2 separate regions of the Homo sapiens genome follow, and region 2 is linked to region 1. Evidence: chromatin loops called from intact Hi-C (ENCODE). Cell type or tissue: psoas muscle. All regions are shown on one strand.

Evidence for each region. Peaks named below come from ENCODE experiments on the same cell type or tissue, not always from the same donor. Only the 100,000 strongest peaks of a DNase experiment are listed, where the experiment ranks them.
Region 2: it touches region 1 in a loop (3-fold over the local background); 7 of 110 quality-filtered maps call a loop at or near these places.

What each region holds. Positions count from the first base shown.
Region 1 is chr11:130,368,518-130,371,017 of GRCh38, forward strand. It overlaps ZBTB44-DT (ZBTB44 divergent transcript), which reads left to right. Exons shown (of 7, transcript NR_148980.1): 2 at 377-525. Among named protein-coding and RNA genes, the nearest start is that of ZBTB44-DT, 55 kb to the left of the region's middle. RefSeq lists an enhancer at 2,380-2,500. In psoas muscle, a CTCF peak has its summit at 1,085; DNase peaks (open chromatin) are centred at 704 and 994; H3K4me3 peaks cover 475 bases; H3K27ac peaks cover 1,323 bases.
Region 2 is chr11:130,301,269-130,303,768 of GRCh38, forward strand. All of the region lies in intron 1 of ZBTB44 (zinc finger and BTB domain containing 44), which reads right to left. Among named protein-coding and RNA genes, the nearest start is that of ZBTB44, 12 kb to the right of the region's middle. In psoas muscle, no CTCF peak of the experiment used is centred here; no DNase peak of the experiment used is centred here; H3K4me3 peaks cover 68 bases; H3K27ac peaks cover 295 bases.

The sequences.
Region 1 (2,500 bases):
TTCAAACCTATTATCATTACCAGGAATGTCATCAGTAGAACACAACTTTTAGATAGTTTGGCAGAGGTATTATATTCGTAAATAAAAGTAAATATGTCTGTGTGGGTGCACTTGTGTATGCATGTGTGATGTTTTGCAATCTCCTTGAGGGCAGCAGAAACAATGATGAAACGTACAAGCATAATCCCAGAAATTGACAAAGCACATTCCCTCACATCTTTCATGTCTGCGTTCATATACCATCTTCTCAGAAAGCCTTTCCCTGACCACCACTAGAAAGTAACTCACCTGAATTTTTGTCTGTTTTGTCCACTCTTGCACTCTCTTTCATCCTAGCTCTTACTGTATTTTTTCCTTTTTTGCAATTGCTTACTAGATGGTGAGCTCCTTAGAGGGAAGTATAGTACATATTTCCTCCATGTCTCCAGTACCCAACACAGTGCCTGACGTTGAGAGGGCTCTTAATAAGTGTTTGTGAAAGACTGGTAGAGCAATGCCCTATGAAACAAGAAGCTGGATAACACTGTAAGTATTTCTTTGGTTTGGGGGAATTGGAGTCTAAAGGGCATGCTTTGTTTTCCGGTTGGGTGGGCTGGTGTACTGCTGGGTGTTTTTGGTAAATGTGAAGATTTCCTCCTGCCTAGTTAGCCTGCACTCTGCATGCATGCCATACACAAGGCAGCTGGCTCACCACAGTGGACTGTGACAGTTCACAGCTCCCTGCCAGCCAGTTAGACTGTCCCATCAATCTGTCCCAGAAGCTCCCACACCCTCTCATCTGACAGTAATTCAATCCTTTCCTTGGATTTCTCTGATCACCCGCCCTGTGTTCTTCTCTCTCCTGTCCCTTGCTGTCTGAGCTGCTCAGACTTCAGCAGCCATATGGACTAAAGCAAAAGTGAGTTCATCCACAGAGCATGTGCTTGGGCAGCCAAGTCCTCCAGGTTTGAATAAAATGACCCAACGCATTTGGTATTCACTGGGCAGTCACACAGGGACATGTCCATTCTAGGATGTCCCTCATAAAGGCCAGATGCTGCCTCAGCCAGATTCGCCTAAGTTCTTTGATTGGGACTCCTGGTGGCAGGCATGGGAGGTCAAACTCCTTCCACTTTCCCGTCCTATCCGCGCCTCCCAATTCCTCATTCTCCTAACCACTGGTTTTGCCTTAATGATGAATTCCAACAAGAATTCCCATTCCCAATTCCATTTGGATTCTTCCCAAAGTGAAATCCCTCACCTGGTCTATAGCTGCAAATTGAAAAGACTCAAATTATGGCTTTTATAGACAACGTACTACTGTATTTCTTGGGGGCAAAGAACTGGCACTGGCTAATGAGTTATATTCCAATGTACAATGCCCTCTGATTGTGTATTATATATTAGCACTCTGGGATTGAAAGAGACAATTGTGTCGTGTTTGCCCATTAATCGGGAATACTCATCTCAGCTGCGCTGTGTTGCATGCCAGCCAAACTTGTCATTCTCATACCCAACAGCTTTTAATTGTTGTGTTGCCCTTTCATGGTAACCTTTCTCAGAGTTTGGAGAGCAAAAACAGAGTCCTACCTAAATATCAGCTCCTTCCCACTCTGAGAAAAAAAAAGAATCCATTTAGATGGAAAGGATTTGGGTTTTCTCATTCCCAGAGGCTGACAATGCTTCAGCGATTTCCAGTACCCAGCAAGTCTAAATGCTAGCTATGGGATTGCTTCTTCTAGTAAAGTTAGGAAATATATCATACAAGAAAAGGGCTCCCATGACCTCACAGTAAGCTGGAGACTAAAATAGAAGAAATGCCTTAAAAATCATTGTCGAGACCCAATTCAATGCAAGTAACAGAAAAATCTAAATCAAACTGTCTTAGGTGAACATTTTTATTCACTCATATAACTGAAAAGACCCGGGATAGTAGTGCTTCAGCCTATCTAGATTCAGGGCTTGAAAATCTCTTCAAGACTTGGTCCCATCCTTGCCACATGTTTGCTCTTCTGTTGCCATATAAACTTCTGGTCAAGGGAGCTTTATTCTCCTTCTTGCCCATCTTGTGGCAAGATTGCGGCCAGCAGGTCAGTGGCAGGCTCTGAGCTCTAGTGGAAGTCCCAAGATTGAGTCTCACTGGACTAGTTTGGCTCATGGTTCTTGTTCTGAGCCAATCACGTTGCCCACGGGGAATGGAGCCTGAAAATTGGCCAGACGTAGGTCACTCTTGCCCCTAGACATGGAAGGGTTAAATCCATCCACCCAAACCACGAAAACTGCAATGAGAGGTGGTGGTGGTTCTCCAGGAAAATCCACGGGCTGTTACCAGAAAAATGGGGAACAGATGCTGAACAAGCAAGAAAAACAGAGGTACTGTCTCTTCATCTCAGCTTCAAGAATGAAGGTTGAATGTGTTTGTAGGTTGGTAATGTAAGTTAATGTCTTCTCCCAGAACCCTGTCCAGAATAAAGAGTACCGTTTACTGAGTGCTGGGCCCTGTGCCCAGTGTGGTACGTCC
Region 2 (2,500 bases), 67 kb before region 1:
TTTGGCTTTACTCCTCTTTCAAGTTTTAAGAGGCAGACTCCTGAGAGAAAAGATGATGAAGTAGAATTTTTAAGAAAATGAAACATGAAAAATAACACGTGGAGGCCGAGTATGCTGGCTCATGCCTTTAATCCCACCACTTTGGGAGGCCAAGGCAAGCAGATCACGTGAGCTTAAGAGTTCAAGACCAGCCTGGGCAACATGGTAAGATCACGTAGATGCGGGCATCTACAAAAAATATAATAATCCGCTGCGTGTGGTGGTGTGCATCTGTGGTCCCAGCTACTTGGGAGGCTGAGTTGGGAAGATGGCTTGAGCCTAGGAGGCAGAGACTTCAGGGAGCAGAGACTGTGCCATTGCACTCCAGCCTGGGCAATTGAGCCAGATTCTGTCTCAAATAAATAAATAAATGTGGAGAAAAAAGTAGAAGGATGTATGATAAGAGGCACTGAAGACCCAACTGCTTTGAACCATTTTATATTAAAAGTAGTAACAATAGGCAAGGTGCAGTGGCTCATGCCTGTGATTTCAGCACTGTGAGAGGCTGAGTTGGGCAGGCTGCTTGAGCCCAGGAGTTTGAGACCAGCCAATGCAACATGGCAAAACCCCATCTCTAGTACAAAAATTAGATGGGAGTGGTGGAGTGCACCTGTAGTCCCAGTCACTCAGGAGGCTAAGGTGGGAGGATCTCTTGAACCCGGTGAGCCCAGGAGATCGAGGCCATAATGAGCCACGATCACACCACTGCACTCCAGCCTAGGCGACAGAGGGAGACCCTGTCTCAAAAAAAAAAAAAAAAGTAATAATAATCATTAGTTTATAGTTAATACTTACATAGTACCCAATATGTGCCAAGTATTGTTCTAAGTACGCTTTACATATTATGTAACTTAATTTTCACATAAACTTTTGTGATAGCTATCACCAGGTATCTTCATTTACCAGTGAGGAAAAGGCAGCATAGACAAGTTAAGGAACTAGCCACACAACAGGTAACAGAGTCAAGAGTTGAACCCAGCTAGCATGCTAACTGGTGCTCCTTACACTATGCTATACTGCCTCTCAAAGTGAAGTTAGGTAAAACTAGTGGCGGAAAGTAGAAAGAAGGAAAAAACAATACCAAGTGGACACAAAGACAAAGAGAAGCACTGATTCCTGTAAATAAAAATAATTCTCTTGGAAGAATGGGTTAGTTTTATACAGCATGTGAAGTGCACCAAAGACAAAAGAAACCGTCCTGATTCAGTAATGGAAAGCCACAAAAAGGAAATGAGCAGTGGGAAGGTCCAAAGCAGAAAGTAAGAAGAGCAAAGAGCCAAAGAAAAAGTAAAACCCAGGAAAAATGTAAAAAGGAGAAAAAGCTGTAAGTAGAAGAAACACATACACACAACAGTAACCACCACCAGTAAAAAAGTGAAATGAGGGCCGGGCGTGATGGCTCACGCCTGTAATCCCAACACTTTGGGAGGCTGAGGCAGGTGATCACCTGAGGTCAGGAGTTCGAGATCAGCCTGCCTGACATGGTGAAACCCCGTCTCTACTTAAAAAATACAAAAACCTGCTGGGTGTGGTGGTGCGCACCTGTAATCCCAGCTACTCGGGAGGCTGAGGCGGGAGAATCTCTTGAACCTGGAAAGTGCAGGTTGCAGGGAGCCAAGATCACACCATTGCGCTCCAGCCTGGGGGACCAGAGTGAAACTCCATCACACACACCCACACATACACAAAAGTGAAATTAAAGCAAAGTAAGTAAATCTAAGTCCCTGAAAAACTTATTCTTTATTTTCTTATCAAAGAGCACGATTATTTAATAAAATACACTATTGGATATGCTTATCTGCCAAGAATAGGCAAGGATCAGATACCTAACAGGTTAAGATTGGAATAAAAGAAAATAATTTTTAAAAGGAATCATCTAAAGTTGTTTCAGAAGCTAGAGGGTAGTAGTTCCACAAAAACTAGATTCCAGAGACTCACAGTCTTAGTTACACGTTGCCAAGATGTTTGTAGTTATGCTGAGTGCGTAAAAAACTATCAAAACCAAATCAATAGCAAATCACTTCAGCATTAAAAAATACATACCAAGGCCGGGCACAGTGGCTCACACGTTTAATCCCGGCACTTTAGGAGGCCGAGGTGGGTGGATCACCTGAGGCTGGGAGTTCAAGACCAGCCTGACCAACATGGAGAAACCCTGTCTCTACTAAAAATACAAACTTAGCTGGGCGTGGTGGCGCATGCCTGTAATCCCAGCTACTCGGGAGGCTGAGGCAGGAAAATTGCTTGAAGCTGGGAGGTGGAGGTTGTGGTGAGCCAAGATGGCGCCATTGCACTCCGGCCTGGGCAACAAGAGCGAAACTCCATCTCAAAAAAACCAAAACCAAAACAAAAAAACCCAAAAAAACACCCCCCAAAAAATATCATTTAATACCTGTAGAAGGATAGCAATATCCTGAAGTAAAAGAATATCAAAATTGTAAAAAGGCCAGGTATCAAACAT